3 separate regions of the Mus musculus genome follow, and all the other regions are linked to region 2. A link is a loop called in an ENCODE intact Hi-C map of the cell type or tissue named here. Cell type or tissue: left cerebral cortex. All regions are shown on one strand.

Region 1 (8,000 bases), 130 kb before region 2:
GTCTCTCTTCTTATAGGCCAGTACTTAGCTTTCCCCTTCCCTACTGTCAGTTGTATGCTTGGTTCTAAAGGATACAAAGCTGAGCTTTTAAAACAACCTAGAATAAGTCAGGCGGTAGCGCACACCTTGAATGCCAGGGCTTCGGAGGCAGAGGCAGGCAGCTCAGAGGTCAAGGCTATCCTGGTCTACAGAGCGAGTTCCAGGACAGCCAGGACTACACAAAGAAACCCTGTCTCAAAAAAACAAACCAAAACAAACAGAGTAACAAAAGCCCCACCCTAGTGTGTAGCAGCCCGTAGTATGCATAGTGTAATGGGTTTGTCAGCCTCTGGGCTGGTAGCCCTTCCTTCCAAAGTCACAGGCAAGGCAGGTTAAAGCGCCAGAGGTTCAGCTTGTGCATTATATATTCAGAAGATGAATACTAAGTCCCAGACCACACTGTAACTTAATAGTGGGGTGCTGTATTAACCAATGTATCGTGAAGAATGCTCCCTATTAGTTCATGATTGGTCAGTAAATGGCTGGGGCTTCTGATTGGACAGAAGAGAAGGAGGGGGCGGGGCTGGAAAGTGAGTGAGTGAGTAATGGGGCAGGGAGAGGGGGAGGGGAAGGAGGAAGAGAACAGAGAGGGATGGACCAGGAGAACCCTGAGGACAGGCTGACAGAGCAGAGGCATCCATGGAGACAAGATTGGCATGTGACTGACATTTGTGTGGTTTTAACAGACGGAAGAATTAGAAAAGTTCGAAACAACCTCTCAGCGTAGTGCCTATAGCTTACATATATATATATATATATATGTGTGTGTGTGTGTGTGTGTATATATTTTATATGTAAATAAAATAAATTATAGTCGGGCATGGTGGCACACGCCTTTAATCCCAGCACTTGGGAGGCAGAGGTAGGCGGATTTCTGAGTTGGAGGCTAGCCTGGTCTACAGAGTTCCAGGACAGCCAGGGTTATACAGAGAAACCCTGTCTCAAAAAAACAAACAAAAAAAATTATAGTGTTTCTGTGTCGTTTACTCGGGATCTATACAACCAGTCATGGGACAGAAACTCCCAATAGTTATTTATGAACAAAAAGAGGTATAACAGCCCCCCCACACACACACACCAGAAAATAATTTCTTGCTTTACTCGACCCTAATTCAGACCTCAGCACAGGTAGTGCTGGGCTAGAAACCTCACCTGCTTGCAGCACCTGTATCCTGTGGAGACACTGTCCTACAACGGTCTGCAGTCCTTCCAGGGTGAGCAGGCATCGGTACTCCTGCATCCAGTCAGTGGGAGCTACACAAGTGAAGGAGGGCAAGCAGGGTCCATGATGGTCCCCAAACCCTGCCTGTCCCTCTTTTACATTCTACCCTCCACCCAAGTTCCAGTCAGGACCACTGACCTATTGCAAGTTCCTTTTGCATACGAAGTCTCAGCAGCATACAGGCCTTCCTCAGGATCCGTGCGTGCGCCTCCACCTCTGTAGCACTGGGCCTGTGGCTGGAACAGCCTGACTGTGTATTAGTTAGGGAAACCCGTCTGTGGCCAGACCCAACCCTCCCACCCAAGATGAGTTTGGAGAGACAGCACTGCCACATCACAGGCCACACTGGTCCTTTCCCAAACCTGCCCCGCTTAGAGCCTGTTCTAGGACGCCCAGTTTCCCCATGACAGTAAGGATACAGCCATCTGGAGTTTGTGGAGGAACTGAGTTTTGGCGGCTCTAGTGGCATCTGTGGAGTCGTTGGTTCGTGCAGAGTTGAGCTGGGCCCACAGGCTGAAACAGGCCCAAAGGCACACCAGAGGAACAAAGTTATTTTAACCAACCAGAGTATAGCTTAAGAGGCAGGGGAAGTGATGGGCAGGGGCATATCCCCTTAGGTGTATGGCTTTGCTAGATGGCAGGAGGAGGCAACCGAAGCCTCAGAGAACCTAGAGATATTGTCCAAAACAAGGGGGCAGCAGAGATCTTTCCAGGCACAGTACAAACATGTGAGAGGAGCCACTGTTTGACCACACAGCACTTCTATAAAACAGGGCCCATTACTGTGATTCCAGAAGGAAGACAGTCTGGAATTTGTAGACTAAGTGTCTACATTCAGCCCTTAAGACTGGGGCTGGAGACAGCAGTTAAGAGCACACGGTGGTCCTTTAATAGAGGACCTGAGTTCAGATCCCAGCATGGACTCGGGCAGCTCACAACCACTGTGACTGCAGATCCAGGCACCCCGACTCCCCTCTCCTGGTGACATGCTCACCCAAACACACACGCACGCTACGTTAAAACAAGAAGGACGTGCCAGGCAGTGGTGACGCACACCTTTAATGCCAGCCCTTGGGAGGCAGAGGCAGGCGGATTTCTAAGTTTGAGGCCAGTCTGGTCTACAGAGTGAGTTCCAGGACAGCCAGGTTTACACAGAGAAACCCTGTCTCAAAAAACCAAAAAAAAAAAAAAAAAGAGAGAGAGAGAGAGAGAGAGAGAGAGGAAGGAGGAGGGAGAGGAGGAGGAGGAGGAGGAGGAGGAGGAAACAGACAAAAGGTTGCTTGGTTTAACTGGGAACTTCAAAGCCTCAGCATGCACAGGGATTAGTGAGTGCAGAAGCAGAGAGACCTCCCCTTCCCAATGTTTGCAATGTTTTCCTGTCTCTGTCACCACTCAGCCTTACCAGGAATTCCGAGACACTGCCTTCCTGAAGTCCTCAGGTAGCTGCAGGAGAGTCCTGTGAGAGAGAGAAGCCAATGCTAAGAGCAGTCTCCTCACATTCTAGGGCTGTCATTCTTTTTGTTATTGTTGTTTTGTTTTGCTTTTTTTCTGAGACAGGGTTTCTCTGTGTAGCCCTGGCTGTCCTGAAACTCACTCTGTAGACCAGGCTGGCCCCGAACTCAGAAATCTGCCTGCCTCTGCCTCCCGAGTGCTGGGATTAAAGGCGTGGGCCACCAAGCCCGGCATTAGGACTGTCATTCTTACTCATGGCTCAGAACCCATTGGGGCGAACCTTCTCACCTCCTCTCCTTTAACAGCTTAATTCTGACAAGCTTTTTGAAAACGGCTTCTGGAGGAGGGTGGGTGCTCGCCCAGTCCAGAGAGCTCATGGGCTGGTTAGGCTCCAGAACGACAAACCTGATACCATCCCAACCCTGTTCTGCCCTGTTTGCTTCAGTGCATGACCCTTACGGGTCGGCACCAGGGGCTTCCTCAACCAGCTCAATGCCCTGTCAGGATACGAGCGTCTGGGAAGCTTACCCCTTCTCCTTTAATGCGAAGAGTTCTGTGGTGTGATGAGCAGATGACGGGGTCATTTGTTGGTCCCTGAGGTCTGGTCCATACCCAGTAGTTTGGTCTTGTGTTCTTACATGGGTCTTATCACCCTTTGATCGTAGTCTGTGCTCAGGGTAATCCTTGGGAGGGGCTGTGGCCCGCTGTATACCCTTGGTGGATCTTGTACCCAATACACGGCTGCCACCCCGGCTGGGAGCCCGAGGATGGGAGGCGGCAGCGGCACCAGAAGTGGCTGCCTTAGATGTCAGAGTGGGGGTTCTGTCTCTTTGTCCAGCATTGGACACGCCTTTCCTCACACGTACAGCCTTCTCCAGAGCCTGGGTCAAAAGTTCCAGCTCCTCGAGATCTTGAGAACTCGGTGCACATGCTATGAACGTCAAGAACCATGCAAGAATTCCTCCTCACTGTCCCAGGATGGATTCCCCCATGACAGCAAGCCAGAGAAAGGCCAGGGACAGCACCCATAAAAAGCAGCTAACGTTTACCTGGACTTGGGTCCTCTTCTTTGGTTTCTGGAACTGGAGATGGGGTCCTGGCTGGTTCCCTGCAAAGACAGGGCAGCCATGGTATGGTCCAAACATTCTATCCCTAAGCAGATTCCCAGCCTCAGACCCTGGATAAGGGGTAAGGATAGCAATGGCAACCGGAGTCTAAAAGCATGCATTTGTATTTGGCCTTCTAGGCCCTGGGACTCTGCATAATCCTGATGGTCCGAGGAGGGACTGGCCAGGAGGTCCTGGGTCCGCGTACCAGACCTGCAGCAGCCTCCTGGAAACGCGCAGGCTCCGCTCCAACTGCCGCTGCCGATCGGCGCAGGAGTCCAAGGCGCCCTGCAGCTCCGCTACCAGCCTGAGGACAGGTACTATGTGAGCCTCCGAACCTCGCTCCCGTCCGCCCAATTCCCTTCCGTTGCACGAGACCCACCGGTGAGCGCAGTCTGCGGGTAGTAGGTAGTTTCCTTTAACACCAAGCATTTTTGCCGCCGCCAAGGAGTCCCGCGCCTTCCGGGCAGAAGGCCGCCCACTTCCGGGTAGGCTACCCAATCTTGAGCACAGCTTGCAAGTCCAGCTCCAAAACGCGAATCCATCTCAAGCTCCACCCATCATCCCAGACTCCGCCCTAACCCCTCCCACGGGAGGACGCAAAGGCTCTGTTGGAACCTGGACAGTGCCACTGTAGATAAGATAGCTTCTGATTTGGCTAATCAGATAATGCTCTTCTGACAGGGCATCCGTGACCCTCTAAAGTTTGGTTTTTTGTCTTAACCAGGTTTTGCCGAACCTACTTTGAAAGCAGAGATAAGCGGTCTTGCTGACTCCAGGATGACTTAGCAATCAAGCATATGGCCAGAAGACAATGCTAGAACTGGGTCAAGGAACATCTTAGGAATGTCAGGCGCCAGACGTGAACAATGAAGCCCAGGGAATCTGGAGCATGTGGCACTTAGAATAGGTCTGCTAAGCTGCTCTACGTCATGGAAGGTTGTGCAAGAGACAGAGGAGTGTCAGATAGTAGATAGATAGGCGGAGGGGAGGCTGAAGCCCAGAGAATGGCCAGGAGGCCGTAGATAGGACACATGCAAACACAGCAGCTAAGGGTCAGAGCAATGGTCTTTGCCCTCAAAGATCTACCAAGCTAGGCCAGCTTGTCAATACATGGTTAATATTGACTTGTTTGGCATAGATTATCAGTACATTATGTTCTCCATCAAGTCAGTTTGTGCAATCTCATGTAGTCTCAGCTGGCCTTCAATTCACTATGTATCTGATGACCTTGAACTCATGACCTTCCTGTCTCCATTTCAATTATTTTTTACTTTTATCTTTTTTGGTTTTTCGAGACAGGGTTTCTCTGTGTAGCCCTGGATGTCCTGGAACTCACTTTGTAGACCAGGTTAGCCTCCAACTCTGAGATCCACCTGCCTCTGCCTCCCAAGTGCTGGGATTAAAGGTGTGTGCCACCACTGCCCGGCCCAATTATTTCCTAATTAAAAAACTTGTATGTCAACGTACAACTTGCATGCCTAGTGCCCAAGGAGGCCTGAAGAGGGAACTGGATCTTCTGAAATTGGAGTTATAGATGGTTGAGTGGGTTTGTGGATCTGAATTCAGGTCCTCTGGTCAAGCAGCAAATGCTACAAACCAATGAGCTGCCTCTGCAGCCTCCTTCTCCCACCTCTTAGAAGCCTGCCACTAGACACAGCTTTTCCATTTGTTTCTACGGTGAAAAATGTGCTTGGCTGCTGAAAGAAATGAGGACAGGGAACAGTGCTCAGCAGTACTGGTGATATAAATTATTAGTTCTAGAGCCCAAGAAGTAAGGTAACCCTGGTTGTTTCTGTACAAAAAGAGCAAGAAAGTTAGCCCAGTGTCAAGTGGGAAAGGGGCTGAGATCTAGGCAGTTCCACTGTCATATTTGGGATAGAAGATGGGCACCCCTACTTACACTGGGCCTCCAGTAGCCCAGGGAAACTTAAGACCTGTGGAGACTAAGACTTCATAGAAGTCAGAGGGACCCAGGTGTGTGCCTAGAGTAATTGTTTCCTACCGGTGCAGGCTGGAAGTGGGCTGAGATCTTCTTGTGTGTGTGAATCTATATATTTGTATGCCACATGTAGACCTGGTGGCCACAGAGGTGAGATACCTTCCAACTGGAATTTAAGGTGACTCTGAACCATCATGTGGGTGCTAGGAAGCAAACCCAGGTCCTCTCCACAGGTAACAAGTACTCTTACAGGGAGCCATTCGGGAACCATGAACAAGATGGGAGGAAAGGGATAATTACCACTCATGCATTTAATCCTCACGGCATTCCTGTGAGGTAGGCATTACTGTCCCCTCTCATGGGAGGAGGCTGACGCATCCCAGGTTAACACTCAGAGGTGTAGGACAACAACCAAAATGCCTCGGCAGGGTGGTCAGAATGCTGCTAACAGTAGTAAAAAAGAGCTGCCATAGGGATGGAACAGAAAACAGAGAGCTAATGGGTTTGTACTTGTTCAAGGGTATCTGGGGCACTCCTGGTACTTTCTTCAGGGGTCAGCATATCTGCGCAGGCTTCAGCAGACACCCCAGGTGTTGAGGACAGCTGCCTCATAAATCACAAGGCAAAGCATTCGCTGACATGCTCAAAGGGACCAGACCCTGCTGGTTTCTCCCCACGGAATCCAGCCACAAACCCAGCAACTCTTCTGACTTCTCGCTCTCCTGCATCTTTGTGGCCTTGGGGATTACAAGTGATTGTTTATGGTGATCCTCTAGAAAGATTCGTTTTTCACAAGGAAAGAACATATGGCTAGAACCAAGGGGTGGGAGTAGGAGTTTCCGGTTCTGAGGTCAGATGACCCAGGCCCCGTTGACTTGGAGCTTCGGGTCCTCTTGCAGTCCTTCTGCCTGCCGGGACAGTCGGGAGAGGCACTGTGCAGGACTAGATTTTTTCTTTTTTCAGTTGAAGCACAGTAATATTGGGGATCTGTTATCTTTTTATTCAATACCCTCTATTTCAAATGCTTCCTTTTGTTCCCCATTAGAAGAAATGTAGAAATAAAGACAGGCAAAGAATGGCCTTGAAATTCAGTGCAGAGATACGGTCACATGGATACAATGGGACACAGACAAACCACTTTGGGAGGGACAGGGATGCCTGCAACTCCAGCTTTAAGGGCCTCACACACCATTAGGCTACAGTCAACACTGATATGCAGGGACACAGGCTCCCTAGGCTGAAGGGGTGTGGGAGGAGAGTGCTGTCTTCACTTGAGAGCTCCCCACTGGTCTAAAACAAGACTTGCCAGCAAGGGTTTGAACTGTGTTAGGCCACCTGGGCCGCTAGTATTCCAAGGAGGCTGTCAGCTCCTGGCCTCAGAAAGTGAATGCCAACACAGAGGCTCATGCTCCCGGAGACAACAGGACACAGAAGGGTAGACAGGGATGGGTTTCACAGGTGCGCATGACAGCTGGGTGGCTGCTGTCCAACACGTAGAGGCTGAGCTGGTCACTGAGCTCAGTGTCCTGACAGCTTGCACTGAACTCCCCTAAGGATCTACACAGTACCCATAGGCAGTGTCCTAGAGAAACAGCAGCCCTCCCTCAGTAAACATTCACCATAGTGAAGGCTAACACACTCCGAGCTTCAGGAAGCCAGGTGCATGTCCTTGTCACTGTGTACAGACAGGTTTTGGCGCTTTACAGGCTGCTGGTGAACACCGCTCTCTGGGGAGTTTGGGGGACGACACTGTAAACATGACTTCTTGGCCTGATGGTGGCAAGGCTTTGTGCTTGAGTGGCTGCCCACAGAGAGCACTGAGGTAGATTGCGGAGAGCCCCCCATGCCACCATCCAGGGAGCTTATGGGACTCGAGCTGCTAACAGAGGAGTATCCTGAGGTCGTAATGTCCTTGGCCCGATCTCCCCGATTGCAGAGAAGGGGCCTGGGAGCTGAGGCTGGAGGTGCCTGGGTGCCTGGTGCTGGGTGGATCTTGTCCTCTGGCCAGGCCTCCTCATCACTGGACTCCTGGCAGCAATGTTCTTCTGGGTTCAGGTAGACCACAGTGACATCAAGGAGTCTGCTGGGAGCTGTGACTGAGAAAATGTGGGGTGTTTATAGCTTAAGTATTAGAACTTGGGACCCTCCAGCTGCTCAGGACTGTGGGGCCCAGGCTATTGCTTAGGTAAAAGCCTTGTCTGTGAGTTTGACTCTCTCAAGCTGGAAAGGTTCCCCTTGA
Region 2 (8,000 bases):
ACACACACACACACACCACAGAGGGAGGGAAAGAGTGAGAAAGAACCAGCCAGACACATAAAAATAGTAAAATAAATATTAAAATAGGATAAAGTACTTAGGAGGTGCCACTATAACAAGCTACACCTATATTAAAAACAAACAAACAAACAAACAAACATCAAATGAAAAAACAGCTGGGTGGTGGTGGTGTACGCCTTTAATCCCAGCATTCTGGAGGCAGGCAGATCTCTGGGTTGAAGGCCAGCCTGGTCTACAGAGTGAGTTCCAGGACAGCCAGGTTTACACAGAGAAACTGTCTCAAAATACAAAAAACAAACAAACAAAAAACCTTCAAATCATCGTATTGGTTTTGTCTTACTATAATGAAACGTATGAGAATAAGTAAAAGAGGTTTACAGCTTTGGAAGCTGAAAGTCCACATAGCACCAAGCTCTGGCTGTGCCAAGCTTTGGCAGTGGTCCCTGTGGTTTCATCAGCTCATGCAGATTGTACCACAATGGTAAGAAAACACACAGAACTTATATCCTAAGGCAGGATGCCAAAAGTGTGGCTGTGAACTTGAGTACCACAAGAACTGTGCAGAGAAAATCTCTTGTGCACTGTGTGAAAGTATTCCTGTCTGTAAAATAATGCTGTTTAGCCAATGGGCTCAGACAGATTAGAAGGTGGGACATCTGGCAGAGAGAGAGAGAAAGAGAGAGAAGAGAGAGATGCAAATGTCACGTGTCCAATTTACATCTATAGATAAATCTATATATTTACATAAACAGGTACAAAATTATAGAGAGAGTATTTACTGAACAAATGGCATGGGAAGAGGATGGCAGTTATAAAAAAAGTGGCCTTTTGTTTTAAAATTTGAAGAATATATTTATATAATACTTGCTAAATTTTAAATTTGTGAATATACTAATCATCTATATGAAACACCTCTAAAACTTCTAGATGATTAAAAGCTATGCAAACTACACTTGAAGCAAGATAGAGATTCACACAAAGACCACTATGGCAGTGTTGCTACAGTTTCTGTGCTGCCTGGATATTTAATAGAACAAGCCTACATAACTCACTGTCATAGTCAATGATGTACACACATTTCCGTGTGATTGTGTTTACATTAGTTTCAAATAACAATATATTCAGTTCTAACAATACATTGTTGAGGACTTTGAATTTGGTGTTAGATGGCTGTTTCAATACTTCCTTTACCAGTTTCATCTGTACTCCTCAATACACAATAAAATGAGACTTTGACACCAGACACCTACTTTGTGAGATTCTGAGGAACACGCATCACGAATACTCTCAACCTCGCCTTTGCCTAAGGGAATTCTAAGTCACCCAGCTCTGTTCCTAGATTTAGTTCTGCAGAACTAGGCTTAGGTTTGGAAAGGACTAAAGAATTTAAGTTGAAAATGGCAAGTACTGTTTTGAAAGAAAAGCGATTAAGTTTAACGTCCAGTTCCAGTCAGCCAGATTCATACACCTCCTATCATGAAATAGAGAATGGGAGAGACATTTTGGGTTGGAAGGATGATGGAGAGAAAGTCTTTGGGGACAAAGTCTTTTGGAGATGTTTACAGCACACCAATAATCCAAATCCCCACCTTGCTTTAATTGTCCCCCCATCTCCCCCAACACACACCGCTACATGCTTGTTACAACAGGCACATACTGCCATTTAAGTGCCAGGCATGATGATAATCCCTTAAGCATGCACTTTTCTCATTTCACTTTGGAAAAAAAGTGGTGGTTGTGGGGGAACCGCAACCTTTGAATACGCTATTACTACCATTTCAATTTTAGGAATGAGAAATTAAGATTCTGGAAAATACAATGACTTGAATACACTAGTGAAGGACTCAAGACCTGAAGCCAGGTCTTTGAGACTCCCTTTATTCGGCAAACTTGACTAGAGCATTTCTGGACAAGGTGTTCTAGGACCCCAGGGAACTGACCATGTACCAGGCAAGGGCTCTTTTCTTAGGGAGTCCATCTTCTGGTTAGCCATACAGGACCCTAGAGAGCGAGAGGTTATGACCACAGTGTAACTGGCATTGATTCGGAAGTCACGATCCCAGGGTTACCTTAAGGCTAGGCAGGTCTGGTCCGCAGCCCGGAATCCGGGGAGGGCTGCGCCTCACTCACCGCAGGCACCCTGTCCGTGGCCACGGGCACTGAAGGACCCGCTGGATCGCCCTCGACGACTGTTGGCCCCGCGACACGGCCACGCCCACGCTCAACCCCGCTTCTCCCGGGCCAGCCGCGCGGATGCCCAAGCTGCAGCAACCTGTGATTCCAATGCCATTCCCTCCTGCCTGGGCCGAGGGCACACAGATGTTCGCATCCTACTGTCTGAAGGAACCACAACCCCCTCCCACCTCCATGCCTGTCTACTGCCTGAAGAAATCCTAACGCCCCAATCTCCTGTCCGAGGAAACTCTACCGCCCAAGAGACCCCGACGCCCTGCCTTCTGCCTGAGGAGACCCAGATCCCTGAGAACCCCCTCCCACCCTGACTGTATTCTCCTAGTGGTGCTGCTGGGCTGGACCGTGACTTTCCCTTTCCTAGCTGTGGGCTGTCGCCTCTGAAAGGTTCCTAGACCTAACCTCACTAGGGCTTGGGTTCCTCCTGCTGAGAGCAGAAAGTAGCACTTTCTCTTGGTGACAAGAGTGAGATGGGGAGAGAGCCCTGAAGAGAAAGAGGAACTTGAATCCCGCTGCGAAAGTGAGATTCTTGATGTTACAGCCTCAACTGCTTTGAAACACATTTGTCCAGAGATGAGCTTCAGGCCAGCGACCCCGGGGCTCAGAGCCCCAAACTAACGCCTACTGTTTGCTGGACGCGAGCAAGGGCGTGCTGCACGATCAGTGGCGGATGCGGAGAAAACCCGCAGGGGCAACCCATCACGCACGCTCACCCCACCCTACAAGCGCTTGCCCACTGGAGGTGAGACCTGCGTGGAGTACTGCGCAGACGCACGATCCGGAATGTTGAACTGGGAGGGGTGCACGCGCTACGCAGAGCGCCCTCTGTCGGAGCTGGGCAACATGTGCCAGGCACTGCGCAGACGCTGAATCCAGAGCTTAGGCGAGGCTGAGCCGGCCGGGGGCAAACCCGGGGCACCTGCAGGGGCGGCCCAGTGCGCACGCGCGCTCCGACGCGCCCCCCCACCCCCTCCAGGAGCCGGAGCTTCCTGGTGCGTTCTTCCACCCGCGCCTGTCGCAGGCGCCTCCTCTCTGCCCCGCCGCCTCAGTTGTCAGCTTCGGCCGCAACCGCCCCAGCAAGGCTGGAGCAGGACCGGGAGTCTAAGGGAGGGAACCTGGCGAGAGAGCTGCGCAGACCGCCGCCACCCTGGCGCTGAGGGTCGGTGAGTGTCACTAGGACTTGTCACTCGCGCGCTAGCTCGGGGCTCTGAGATTTCCCGTCCTTGCCCGGGTCTCCACTCTGCCAGCGGGCAGCGCCCCAACCTGGGGCCTCCGAGCCCCTGCCTATCGCCGGGACCTGCGGGCTCGCGGACTGACCCTTCGTATTGCTGCAGGTGTAGCTGTCTTGGCGTCCTCATGCTGGGTGTGTCCCCGCTATAGCGGGGTCGCGGGGCTCGCAGGAACCCGCACAGACCGCTGGGTCGTTACGGGGTCTATTGTGCGGGCCTGGCAGGTGGACAGACAGCCGCCGCCCTCAGGCGCTTTGCGGGCTGCGACACAGCAGGCCGGCGGAATGCTCCAGGCTCAACCGGCCAGTGCTGGTCCTGGATGGAATTCCTCCCAGTTCTTCAAGCTTCAGCATCTTCGTTTTCATGAACTTTAACGTAGGGTTCAAGGGATGCTTTGATAGGGGTTGAAGTTGGCGAAGCCCTCAATGTGCAATACAGAACTCGGAAGGGGGAACCACAGCAACTACAGCAACTGTGCTCTGGTCAAGTGTCTCGGTGTTTGGTGTTGGTGCTCAGAATGACCGACCCCGAACTTCGACTAGTTCCTGGGGGTCAGGGCTCCAGCCTGGGGGTCAGGTCCCTGGTACTGCACGCTTGAGCTTTCCCTGTGTGTGGCCCATTTGGGCTTTGTCTTAAAAGGTATTTCTGTCTGTCCCTTTGCCTCCAGGCCTGAACGGTTCTTGTATCATAAATAGGGACTTGGTGTTTGTAACGTGAGGAGCACTCAGGAAATGCTCTCCCAATGAGTGACTGGGGCTTTGTAGTAACAATGTGGAGACCCAGGCAAGGCTTAAGGAACTGAATTCTGCCCCTGTCTCCTAAGCAGCCTTATTTCATCCAGAGAGTTTTGTTTGGTGTTGCCATTTGTAAGCTTGAAAAGACTGAAACCATTTTAGAAAGCTTGCCTCGTGGGAAGTAAGAGACAGGGTGGGGAGAGGAAAAGTTGATTTTTAAAAAAATGAGTGTCATGGGAATCCCCCTCACCCACATTGGTTTGAATTGAGCCCTTGCAAACAGATAATATCTTCCTCTAGGGCAGGCGGCATTCCACCATTCTGACAGAACAGCCTTTCAGAGCATGACCAGGTAGCTGGAGTTCTTCTTAACAAGCCACTAACTTTCCCTGTTACATTGACCAGGCTGTCACATAGAAACTATTTTGACTTGGTCTTAACTGGGAAGGCCTTAGTTTGGCCTTTATGGGCTTTATGGTTTCTCCTTCAGCCCTGCTTCTGGCAATTGGCAGGGGGTTCCTTTGATACACTGAGTCTGCCTAGAGCCACATTCTAGAACTCTCAGGTACGTTCATCAGTCTTCTAATGCGCAAGGCTCCAGGCATGATTCTGAGTCACTAGATGATCCCTGCCCGTAGAGATCTTCAAATGGCACTAATTTACTCACAAGAAAGTGGCTTCAATCAGAAGCAGGCCTGGCCAAATGGGTCAGTGAATTAAGGTGTCTAACAATCAAACCCGACAGGTTGAGTTAGATCCCAGTGACTCACGAGATAACAGAGGGCCAGCTCCAGCAAGTCGCCCTTGACCTCCACACAGACACCATGGTACATGCATGCCCCCCACCACAGCACAGAGAAATAAATACCGTGTTTGGTTTTTATTAAAGAATGGGCTAAGTGGTACAGGACACATCCAGAATAGATGCCACCCGTGTCTAAAGGAGTAGGAGAGCTGAACTGAGAATGCAAGATAGAGTTGTTCCAGAGAAATGTTCATGTGCCCAGCCAGAGCCTACAGTCTTCATGGGTAGGCCTCAGACTGAAGTTTCTATCTGAAAACACCTCTAGAAGGTTCTGCTCTGCAGTTAAGATGAAGAACTTCTCCTTATCAGAGGCAGCATTCACAGGGCCTGGCTCTGAAGTAGGCTAGGAAATGATAGGGTCTCATCAGTTAGAGCAGTGTGTTGGATGATACTCTCAACAGACTGACGTGGTGAAGGCCCATTCTGTGTGTGGAGTGAAAGGCCTGTGGCCCATTCCTGCATCAGTGCCATTCCCTGGGAATAGCACAAGGCCTGGCGTCAACAGGCCAGTGGTCACCTTTGCAGAAGCTGTAATGAGCTCCTTGCTGCTGCACTTGTTACTGAACATCCATGGTTACCTCTCTGGGGACGCCTGTTGCTTCATGACCTCACTCCCCATGCCTAGGAGGGCAGAAAAGCTGGCTATCCAGGGAATGGGACCGGGGCTGTAGCATGGGAATTAGGCAGGAAAGCAAGCAACAGCACGCATTTTGTAGAATTCTTTTTGTAGAGCCTGCTTTGGGACACATCTTTCGCCTAAAATACACCTTGCTGATTCTTACCAAGAGCTTCTAAGGAGACCCACTGTTTTCAGCTCTGGATAAAGCAGGCAACGATGAGTTCCAGAAATTGCACTTCTCTACCTGGGCCTGCAGAATGGATCACCCAGTTTTAGACCTGGCTTCCTCGGGCTCTAGAACAGAAGCTGTGGTTTGCAGGCTGGGCTCACCCAAGCCACATAAAGGCCACTGTGTAAACAGGTCATCCCGGTGCTTCCTCTTGTGTGCTGCTGTGTAGAAAAGAGTTTGAGAGTGTCCGTGTGTGTCTGTGTGTGTGTCCGTGAGAGTGTGTGTGTTCGTGTGTGTGTGTGTGTGTGTGTGTGTGTGTGTGTGTGTGTCATCTGATAGTGAATCCTGACAAATGAATCTAGAAACATAGATGAGTATGGACCTTTTAAAGAGACATGAGGTGAGGCCCTGTGATAGTGACACAGACCTTTAATCCCAGCACTCAGGAGGCAGAGGTAGGCGGATTTCTGAGTTCGAGGCCAGCCTGGTCTACAGAGTGAGTTCCAGGTCAGCCAGGGCTACATAGAGAAACCCTGTCTCAAACACACAAGAGAGATAAGAGGTAAAGTTAACATGATTAAAATCTTCCAACATTATTAATAAGACAAAGAATTATAGCATAAACAAGCCCTGTACATTGAAAGCTCTGAGGTCAGGCTCATGTGTCCCTAGCATTTGAAACCTGGTTCTAGGTCTGTCTGTTTCAGAAACCAACTGCTGTTGAGTGTACAAATAAACAGGACACACCTGCGTGGGCACAGACCTGCGCTTGGGTCTGAGCTCATTTACGTGCCATGCAAATACTCTGGGTGGATTCCGGCAGGAAAAAGGAAAAGCACAAATTCTGGCCTTGAATGGTTTTTGGCCTAGATCTGCAGATGTGACACTCAGATAGCACCCTTGGTAGCGGAATATAATTATTAACAATCTTATGCTTGTCAGCTTTGAACATTGATTAACTTCACACGCCAACTGAAGCTTCCCCTCTCTCTTCTCCCAGTCCCTTCCTCCCCAGACATGCCGCCCCCACCCCTGCCGGCCGCCCCTCCTCCCTTTCCCTTCAGAACAGGGGAAGCCGTCCTTGGATATCAAGCAGTCTTGGAATACTAAGTTGCAGTAAAACTAGGTGTGTCTTCTCCTACTGTGGCTAGACAAGGCTGCCCAGTTAGAGGAAAGGGATCTAAAGGCAGGCAACAGAGTCAGAGCCCTTACTTCTGCTGTTAGAGGGTACCACATGAAGACCAAACTACACAGCTGTAATGTATGTGCAGAGGGCCTACGTCAGGCCCACGCAGGCTCCCTGGTTGGCAGTTAATCTCTGTGAGCCCCTATAGACCCAGGTTAGTTGATTCTGTGGGTCTTGTGATGCTGCTTATCAGCTTTTTGTTGCTGTTGTAAATACTTGAGGCAGTTTTTATCTAAAAGGCGTATTTTGGCTCGTAGTCTTAAAGGTCTCAGCCCATGACCAGTTGGCCCGTAGCTTTGAAGCTTAGTAAGGTAGCACACAGTGGTGAGGGACCTGGAGCAGATGAAAGCTACAGACACCATGGTTGGATCCCTAGAGTTCTCAAAGGAGTTACAGCAGTGTGAGACCTCCTATCAGGCTCTCGCCTATTAACATTTCTACCAATAGTACCAAGCGAGGGACTCTGCCTTTAACATATGAGTCTTTAGAGGACACTTGAGATACTAACCATAGCTCATCGATGTTCAGACATTCTCACTAGTATGCTGGGTTTGGCATGGATTGTTTGAAAGCTCTAATTCTCATGCCTTGTTACCTTTTCCTTGAGTATGGGGGTTTGGTGAGGGAGAGATTTTTTTTTCAAGGAGGATGTGTCCATAGATTTGTATTTGTGTGTGTGTGTGGTATGTATGGTTGGGGTGTGTGTCTTTGTTTGTGTTTGTATGTGTGGTGTGGGTGTGTAGTGTGTGTCTGTGTGTGTAGTATGTGTGTGTGTGGTGCAGAGGTGTATGTGTATAGTATGTGGGTAGGGGTGGAGGGTGGTGGTTGGGGGGTGTGTGTGGTGTGTGTAGTATAGTGCGTGTATGGTATGGGCGTGTGGTTGGTGTGTATATGTAGTGTGTATATGTGTAGTATGTGTATGTTTGTAGTGTGTGGGGTGGTGGTGGTGTGTGTGAGGTGTGTGTGGGGGGGTGTGGGGTGTGTGTGTGTGTGTGTGTGTGTGTGTGTGTAGGCCAGAGGTCAACTGTGGTGTTTTCTTCTATTGCT
Region 3 (8,000 bases), 210 kb before region 2:
CCAAAGACACTGCACACATAAGATGCACACACACACACACATATAATTTTTTAAAACACAGTTTCTCTGTGTATCTGTGTTGCCCTGGCTATTCTTGCACTCACTCTGTAGATCAGGCTAGCCTCGAACTCAGAGACCTGCCTACCTCTGCCTCTTGGCAGAGGGAATAAAAGGAATGTACTACCATGTCCCAGCTCAAAAGTAAGTCTTACAAAGGTACTGTTGGGGGTGGTTAGGAGCACTGACTGCTCTTCCAGAGATGCTTTTGCAATGTGTAAGGTGTGTATTTGATGGTGTCTATGGGAAGAGGAAAAGTGTGTTTTCTTACTTTGTCTTGTGTGCAGTGTCTTTGGAGGCTAGAAGATGGCAGTTAGGTAAACAGGCAGGTAGATCTCTGTGAGTTCAAGGCCAACTTGGTCCACAAAGCAAGTTTCAAGTTATTCAGAGGCTATATGAGATCCTTATCTTTAAAAAAATCTTGATAATTTGAATTTTTGCATGCTTTTCAACTTTCCCTGACAGATGGAGGACCCTTGAAAAATCTAAAGCACCTTAAGTTTTCCTCAATTTCCCATTTCTCCCTCTGACTAAACCACATCTCTTTTCCAAAGGAGCAGGGGTCCAAGCCTCATCCCAGCAGAGCACCAGCCCTCAGTGAGGGAAAACTACACACAGCTTCTTCCAAGCAGGTGTTTTCTGAAAGGAGACACTGAAAATGGGCCCCGGGGTCAAAGAATGTGGTCATCTGCCCACAGAAATATACTGTCCCTCCTCCTCCAACAAGGCACAGTTAACATGCTTAGGAAGCTCAAACTCCAGAAGACATCCTGGGTAGTGGCACTGAGGACTTCCTCACACCAGGTGCTTGGCTAAGCTGCCCACAGATTCTCTCTTGGGAGATAGATCCTCACGTGACAGAGTGACACTAGGTTCTCCGCCAAAACCCAGTCTGTTATTTATGAGTCATGTCCTTGACCTCTCTTACTTTAGTTTCCTCACCTGTTAAATGGGAACAATATCCACCTCACAACACAATACGAATGAAGTACACATCTAAATACCTGCCTTGAAGAGCTCAATAAATGGTACTTAAAAGCTCTGGCCCACCTAAACTGCAGACTGAGCTAGGCCTATTTCCACAGCCTCAGGCCATACTATTGGCATTACAAGGGAAAAGGGGAAAGGCTTTGAGGAAAATTAATTGAGACAGTGTAGCAAGCCAGGTTAAAGTTCAAATGCAAATACACTTTAACTATGCAAATCTCCGGTTCTCAGACCAAAAAAAAAAATCCATCAATGGAACCATCTCTGCCTTTCCTAACAGGAAGGAAGCAAAGCATATTCTCACATGTGCATATATGACAAGATGCACGGCCTACTTCTTCTCATTTTCTTACAGAGAAGTCTATTGTGTTTATTCTGTAATTTCTTCTGCTCACTAGGCTCCAGTGCTCTTAACACTGAAAAAGCTGTCTGATGAGAAGAAAATTGTAGATATCAAATGCCTACCACGGAAGTGTCAAGACAAAGTGAGAAAACACACTTTTCCTCTTCCCATAGACACCATCAGATACACACCTTACACATTGCAAAAGCATCTCTGTGTCAAAGTTCACTTCATAAATATCCAAAGTACTGTCACTCTGACTTCCACGATTCATGTTTTTGCGTGCTAGCCCAAGCACCCCGGGGTAAAGACACAAGTGTTGCAACACCCTTTTTTGCCTTTCACCATTTTTCTCAGCTGGATAGGTCCTCCTCCTTTTAGAATTTGGATTAATTACCATCCATCTCACAGTAGAGGGTTATAACTTCAAGTCCATGGATGAGATGCAGAAGGCTCTTGAGCCTCTGGTAGCAACAAAATTCCGTGCAACTGTGTATGCTTCTCAAAAGGAGCCCATACTTTGATTCTTAAAGGGGCTCATGACCCTCCAAAAACCACTACCACAGACACATCCTAGACCATACTGAACCAAGTGAGTTTCTTCAGTCCCCTCGAATAAAGAGACCAACAACCCTCTTCCCATCCCGCCCCACTCCCTGAAAGCTGGAGTGAGGATCGAACCCAAGAGCCCTGAACATGTGAAGCAAGCAGATTACCACTGAACCACAGCCCTAGCCCAAGGAGGTTTGCCTTTTGAACCAAATCTTGCTCGGCGTCTGACATCTTCTCATCAGCCACTTCATATCTCATACAAGGCAGACACGCTGATCTAAGAACTCTAAAACTTACCAGAAAATACAACTATGGATACTTATTTAACAACACAGAGAAAACAAACATTTCACCCAACAAGTGGTTGGTTTTGTCGTCCTCGTCCTTCCGCCCGCCCCCCCCAACCCCTCCTCCCTGTCAAACTTAGGCTGCCCTCGCTGGGGCCTCTAAGCCCGGCCTCCCAGGGCTTCCCACCTCACTGAGCGTAGAACTGCAGGCAAGAGGAGGACCGAAATGCCCCGCTGACCAAGAATCTGGAAAGGAGCCTCCAGCATCAGGTGCTACAAGCAGGAACTCACATCTCCTGCTTCCCAGGAACCTCCTCCAGGTAAAGGATGGAGAATGCTCCTCCTCGGGCAGGACCTCAAGGTAAGCCCAGAGGCTCGGCTCCAGGCTGCACAGAGCCGAAAACAAACTTTCCAGGCACTTCCACCCCGCCCGACCGGGTGACACCTCCCGGCCTCCCCCGCCCTCCGTGCCCTGTCAGCGCCCCCGGCTGCCGCCGACAGCCCGAGCCGGGGCCCGCATTCCCTGCCGCAGCCGAGAGGAACCCTCGGCCGGTGCCAACAGTCTTGCCCGCCACCCAGCCGCAGGTGAGGCGCCGCCCGGCCCGCGACACCGGGCCGCCCCGCCTCGCCCAGCAGAACCCAGGCGACCGCCACGCTCCCGGGTAACGGACCGGTGCGCCCTACAGCAGCCGCGCGCTCACCAGCTGGCTGGTGGTCCTGGCCATGAGCCCCAAGTCGGCGCGGGCGCCTCCCCCGCAGCGTTGCGCTGCTCGGCGCCTCCTCAGCGTCCTCCTCCCCGCGGCGGAGCCCCAGCAATGGCCGCCCTCATCCTGCGCCCGCCCCGCCGCCTGCCGCCCCCAGCGCCACCCCGCCCCCGCGCGACGCTAAGCAGGACTTCCGCGACGTAGCCGCCGCTCCTCTCGCCCATTGGTCAGTATAGCTGTCATTGGCGGCGGGCCGTGAGGGCCCCGCCCCCGACCAAGAGCCGTATTTCCGGGTTGGGGCCCGGCGCGCTTGTCGAGGGAGGCTGAGCGAGCCAATCAGAAGTGACGGGGAGGGGCCGGGGCCGGAGCGCCGAGCTGTCATCCGCGTTCCCTGTCAGGTAAACTGAGGCTCCGTAGCCAGCGGGCCAAGGTCACGCCTGGGGCAGCAGCAAGGCTGAGCTCGAACCTACTGCCAGGACAACTTGAATCTGATTCACAGGTCACGAGTAATCTGGGAGAGAAATTGGGCTATGATTTGAAGCAGAAAACAAGCCGTCCTGTCACTCCTGATGAACCTGTTTTTGCCAATATTTTGATGGACGTCTTTGTGAGCTTGCTTTTTTTTTTTTTTTCCTTTCCCAGCAGGATCTCACTATCGAGAACAGACTGGCCTCCTACTTGCGGCAATCCTGTCTCAGCCTCCCAGCTGCTGAAATGACAGGTATGCCACATCCTCCTTTAGTTGTCATTATGACAACCGCTGTAGATGTTTTTTTAAATTATGGTGAAACGCATACAATTTTTGTAAACTTTTTGCGCTGTGTGTACAGTGTATGTGTGTGTCCACTTTGTGGGTTTGTCAGATGTCTTCCTATACCAGTCGCTACCTGGAACTTGCTGATCCCTCTTGGCTGGCTGGCTGGCCAGTGAGATGCAGTGGTCCCCCTGTCTCTGTTTTCCCAGGGGTGAAGGTACAGACACACCCCCACCATCTCCAGCTTTCTTTTACAGGAGTGCTGAGGACTTGCCTGCATAGCAGGCATCATACTGAGCCATCTCTACAGACCTTCCCCATTTTTTTTTCAGTGTTGGGAATTAACTCAAGACCTCACACATGCTAGATCATCTCAAAATTAAATGTTTCTAAATTACACCCATAGCCCTTGCGCCCTTTGTTTTTTGTGGTGTTTTTGAGACAGTGTCTCAGTATGTAACCCTGGCTAGCCTGGACATCACTATGTAGACTGGGCTTGTCTTGAATTCATGATCTTTCTGCCTTAGATTTCCTAGTGCTTGGGTATAGGTATTCACCACCCTTTCCAGATATTTGTCATTTGTGTAAAATAATTTAAAGTGCTGAAAATTACTGTGAGTATTCAGCCTTAAATGGGGCATCTAGAACCAGGTCATAGTGGCTTATTCCTTTGATCTCAGCACTCAGGAGGCAGAGGCAGGGCTACACAGAGAAACTCTGTCTTGCAAAACAAACAAACACAAGATAAATAAAAGGGAGCATCTATATGAGTCCCCCTCCAAATAAGGCTTAGGGAACCTTGGGAATGTAAGAGGAGCAATGCTGAGAAATGCTGACTCTGACCCTGATGTGGCCTGGCACCGAGGGTCTCACCACTGCTGTGCTCACCTGCATAGGATCAAGCCAGTCAAAGTTCCAGCACCGACAGGAGGGGGCCTCACCAGGCTTGCACCTGTCTCCATGGTTACTGGCAGCTGATGGCCATTAGGGAAAAGCCATTCTTCCTTGAGGTGTAGCCACTAGAAGGTTGACCATGCTCAAGAGGACAACAACACACACATGCACACAGACAGCACTAACCAGACTCAGGAGGTTGCTAAAAGAAACTACCTGCCTCACTCCAAAGAGTTTAAATCCAGATGAAGTGGAGTGAACCTATGGAGTCATATAAAGTGGAAAGGAGAATAACTTGAGTTCAAGGCCAACCTGTGCAATATAGCAAGATTTCTCAAAAGAAATGTAGATAATATGGAGCAGCCAACACTCAGGGAGTAAATTCATAATCCCATGTAGGCAGAATGAACTGCTAAACCAGCAGTAACGGCCACTAACAACTTCATATTGACCTCATCTTGTCGCAAAGTTAGCAATTCCATCCTACATTGCATTTGTTCTAAAGCACCTCTGACTTTGTTGCCCCAGTTTTCAGATGAGGAAATTAAGGCATAGCAATGGCAGTTCTAGAGTTTGTAGTGCTACGACCGGGACCAGCCTTGGTCCACATTCTAGAACCTGTCTGTCAACCCCTAAGGATACAGCCCATAGCTATCCATTCTCCTAGTCTGCCATACATTTATAGACCTTAGAAACGGGGGCTGGAGGGATGGCTCAGCGGTTTAAGAGCATTGGCTGCTCTTCCAGAGGTCCTGAGTTCAATTCCCAGCAACCACATGGTGGCTCACGACCATCTGTAATGGGATCTGATACCCTCTTCTGGTGTTCCTGAAGACAGTGAGAGTGTACTCACATACATAAAATAAATAAATCTTAAAAAAAAAAAATGCCGGGTGGTGGTGGCACACACGTTTGATCCCAGCACTTGGGAGGCAGAGGCAGGCGGATTTCTGAGTTCGAGGCCAGCCTGGTCTACAGAATGAGTTCCAGGAAAGCCAGGGCTATACAGAGAAACCCTGTCTTGAAAAATAAATAAATAAATAAATAAATAAATAAATAAATAAATAAATAAATAAATAAATAATTCAGCCCGGGAGATGGCTCAGTGTGTGAAGTGCTACAAAGGCATGAAACCCTGAGTCTGGATCCTCATAACGAGTGTAAAGCCAAGCACAATTAAGCTCATCTGTAACCAGTATTCCTATGACAAGCCAGTTATCCCAGATCCTGAGCAACAGATGTGACATGCACGGCTCAGCAAGCAAAATACTTGCTGTAAGCCTAAAAACCTGAGTTTCACCCAACCTAAGTAAACAAGGGTGAGAGCTAACTCCTGAAAGTTGTTTGACCTCCATACATGTGCCAAGGTACACACAATATAAGTTTCCTAATATTTTTATTAAATTTAGTTTTGTATGTATTTTTCTTGCATGTTTATCTGTGCACCGCATGTGTACTTGGTGCCCACAGAGGCCAGAAGAGGGCATCAAACCCTCTGGGACTGGAGAAGGTGGTGAATCAACGTGTGGATGTCCTGCAAGAAGAGCAACAAGTGCTCTTAACCTATGAGCCATTTCTTCAGGCTTATAAGTTTCTATGAGTTCAAGGCCAGCCAAGGTTATACAGTAAAACCCTATCTAAAAACTCAGAACAAGAGAGAGAGAGAGAGAGAGAGAGAGAGAGAAAGAAACCAACCTGTGTCAAACAAGGTGGACGATAAGGACCCTATCTCAAAACTCAGAACAATAGAGAGAGAGAGAGAGAGTGAGAAAGAGAGAGAAAAAGAGAAAGAAAGAGAGAGAGAGAGAGAGAGAGAAAGAAAGAAACAAACAAACCTGTGTCAAACAAGGTGGACGATAAGGACCAACATTGGAGAGGCTGCTCTTTGACCTGCATATCTGTGCCTTCGCTCACACACACAAACATGCACACACTTCATCTCACATGAATGCACACTCCCATGGGGGAGGGGGTATTGATTTAAAACAACAAGTGACCATAACCCCTAATATCCAGAAGTCTCGTGCTACCCATGCTGGTTTGATCCATCCTTCCATTGCTCTGAACACTGTATCATTCTGTGCCCCACATGGCTCTCCTGATGACCTACCTGCCTCAGACTCTGTTGAAGAAACCTTCCATTTGAGGTGGGTTGTTTATAGATCCACATAGTGACAGATCTCTAACATGCAAAACATTAAAATGGTTCCCAGTTTATTTTTGTTGTTGTTCTTATGAACCAGGTCTGCACCAAAATCCAGACACACCTAACTTGCTTTCTTGGATAAATTTGTAGCATATGAAATTAATGGGTCAAAGTGCAGTTCATTGCTGCTAAATTGCGTGCCCTGTTCAACAAAGAGCATCCCATGTCTCGTCCTTAGAACACACAAGGGCAAGCTGGATGTTGATGGCACTCTTGCCAGCACACACCTTTGAAGACTTTGTCATCGTTATCCTGAATGGTTTACCTGCCATGCAGTGAAAACAATGTTAGCTTTCACCACTTGATGGCCCCAGGAGAAGACCACCCATGTAAGGAGACTAAGGCTGCAGTGAGCAATCACACTCTCAGAGTTAGATAAGTCACAGTACATAAGTGCCCAACTAGTAACCAACTCTGCTCAACTGCTTCCCAATCCTTTCAATTTTATTTGGGTCTTGCTTATCTTGAGAAAACACTAACCTTTTTTTTGTTTTGTTTTGGTTTTTTTGTTTTGTTTTTCCAGACAGGGTTTCTCTGTATAGCACTAGCTGTCCTGGAACTCACTTTGTAGACCAGGCTGGCCTTGAACTCAGAAATTTGCCTGCCTCTGCCTCCCAAGTGCTGGGATTAAAGGTGTGCGCCACCACGCAGGGCAACACTAACCATTTTATATGATTAATCTTCTTTAGTTCCCCATACAGCCTCCTGGGATGCATGGTTTATATTCATTATCACTTTTTTTCTCTGAGACAGGGTTTATCTGTGTAGCCCTGGAAGTCCTGAAACTCCCTCTGTAGACTTCTATAGGCCAGACTGGCCTTGAACTCAGAGATCTGCCTGCCTCTGCCTCCTGAGTGCTGAGATTTTCATTGCCATTTTACACATAAAATAATTTGCCAGAGTCTATGGTAACCACTGAGTACTGATAGCTAAATACAGATACTCTGGTTGTGAGAGAGAAACAGAGAGAGAGAGAGACAGACAGACAGAGAGACAGAGAGAGACAGAGACAGAGAGACAGAGACAGAGAGACCCTTTCTCAGAAAGTTACTGAAGGATGTGTTCCACCAAAAATAAACAAATAAAGGGGCAAACCAAGAAAGAAGACATGAGAACTAGAGGAAACAAGAGGAAACAGAATGCACAGGAACGGAGTGTAGGGAGGTCCCAGGTCCCTGGTCCTGCGTGTCCATTCAGCAGTCACTGAGCCTCCCCT

What was found. Hi-C counts contacts between places; a loop is a spot of excess contacts. Peaks named below come from ENCODE experiments on the same cell type or tissue, not always from the same donor. Only the 100,000 strongest peaks of a DNase experiment are listed, where the experiment ranks them.
Region 1: a loop joins it to region 2, with 2.3 times the contacts of the local background. A loop is called at or near these places in 1 of 42 quality-filtered maps.
Region 3: a loop joins it to region 2, with 2.4 times the contacts of the local background. A loop is called at or near these places in 1 of 42 quality-filtered maps.

The regions. Positions count from the first base shown.
Region 1 is chr17:24,216,490-24,224,489 of GRCm38, forward strand. It overlaps Tedc2 (tubulin epsilon and delta complex 2), which reads right to left and starts at 4,362. Exons shown (of 10, transcript NM_028056.2): 1 at 4,202-4,362; 2 at 4,028-4,126; 3 at 3,763-3,821; 4 at 3,242-3,644; 5 at 2,664-2,717; 6 at 1,681-1,774; 7 at 1,400-1,511; 8 at 1,192-1,293. The coding sequence starts at 4,251. Ccnf (cyclin F) reads right to left here. Exons shown (of 17, transcript NM_007634.4): 17 at 6,743-7,857. The coding sequence ends at 7,409. In left cerebral cortex, no CTCF peak of the experiment used is centred here; DNase peaks (open chromatin) are centred at 4,349 and 4,648; H3K4me3 peaks cover 1,673 bases; H3K27ac peaks cover 1,144 bases.
Region 2 is chr17:24,348,878-24,356,877 of GRCm38, forward strand. Abca17 (ATP-binding cassette, sub-family A (ABC1), member 17) reads right to left here and starts at 2,182. Exons shown (of 31, transcript NM_001031621.3): 1 at 2,091-2,182. It overlaps Abca3 (ATP-binding cassette, sub-family A (ABC1), member 3), which reads left to right and starts at 3,146. Exons shown (of 33, transcript NM_013855.3): 1 at 3,146-3,374. In left cerebral cortex, a CTCF peak has its summit at 3,043; DNase peaks (open chromatin) are centred at 2,281, 2,436, 3,072 and 3,892; H3K4me3 peaks cover 2,593 bases; H3K27ac peaks cover 1,848 bases.
Region 3 is chr17:24,138,510-24,146,509 of GRCm38, forward strand. Pdpk1 (3-phosphoinositide dependent protein kinase 1) reads right to left here and starts at 3,085. Exons shown (of 14, transcript NM_011062.4): 1 at 2,928-3,085. The coding sequence starts at 2,951. It overlaps Gm33409 (a long non-coding RNA gene), which reads left to right and starts at 3,054. Exons shown (of 2, transcript XR_876671.3): 1 at 3,054-3,651; 2 at 3,942-4,089. In left cerebral cortex, no CTCF peak of the experiment used is centred here; DNase peaks (open chromatin) are centred at 3,206 and 3,798; H3K4me3 peaks cover 2,541 bases; H3K27ac peaks cover 1,131 bases.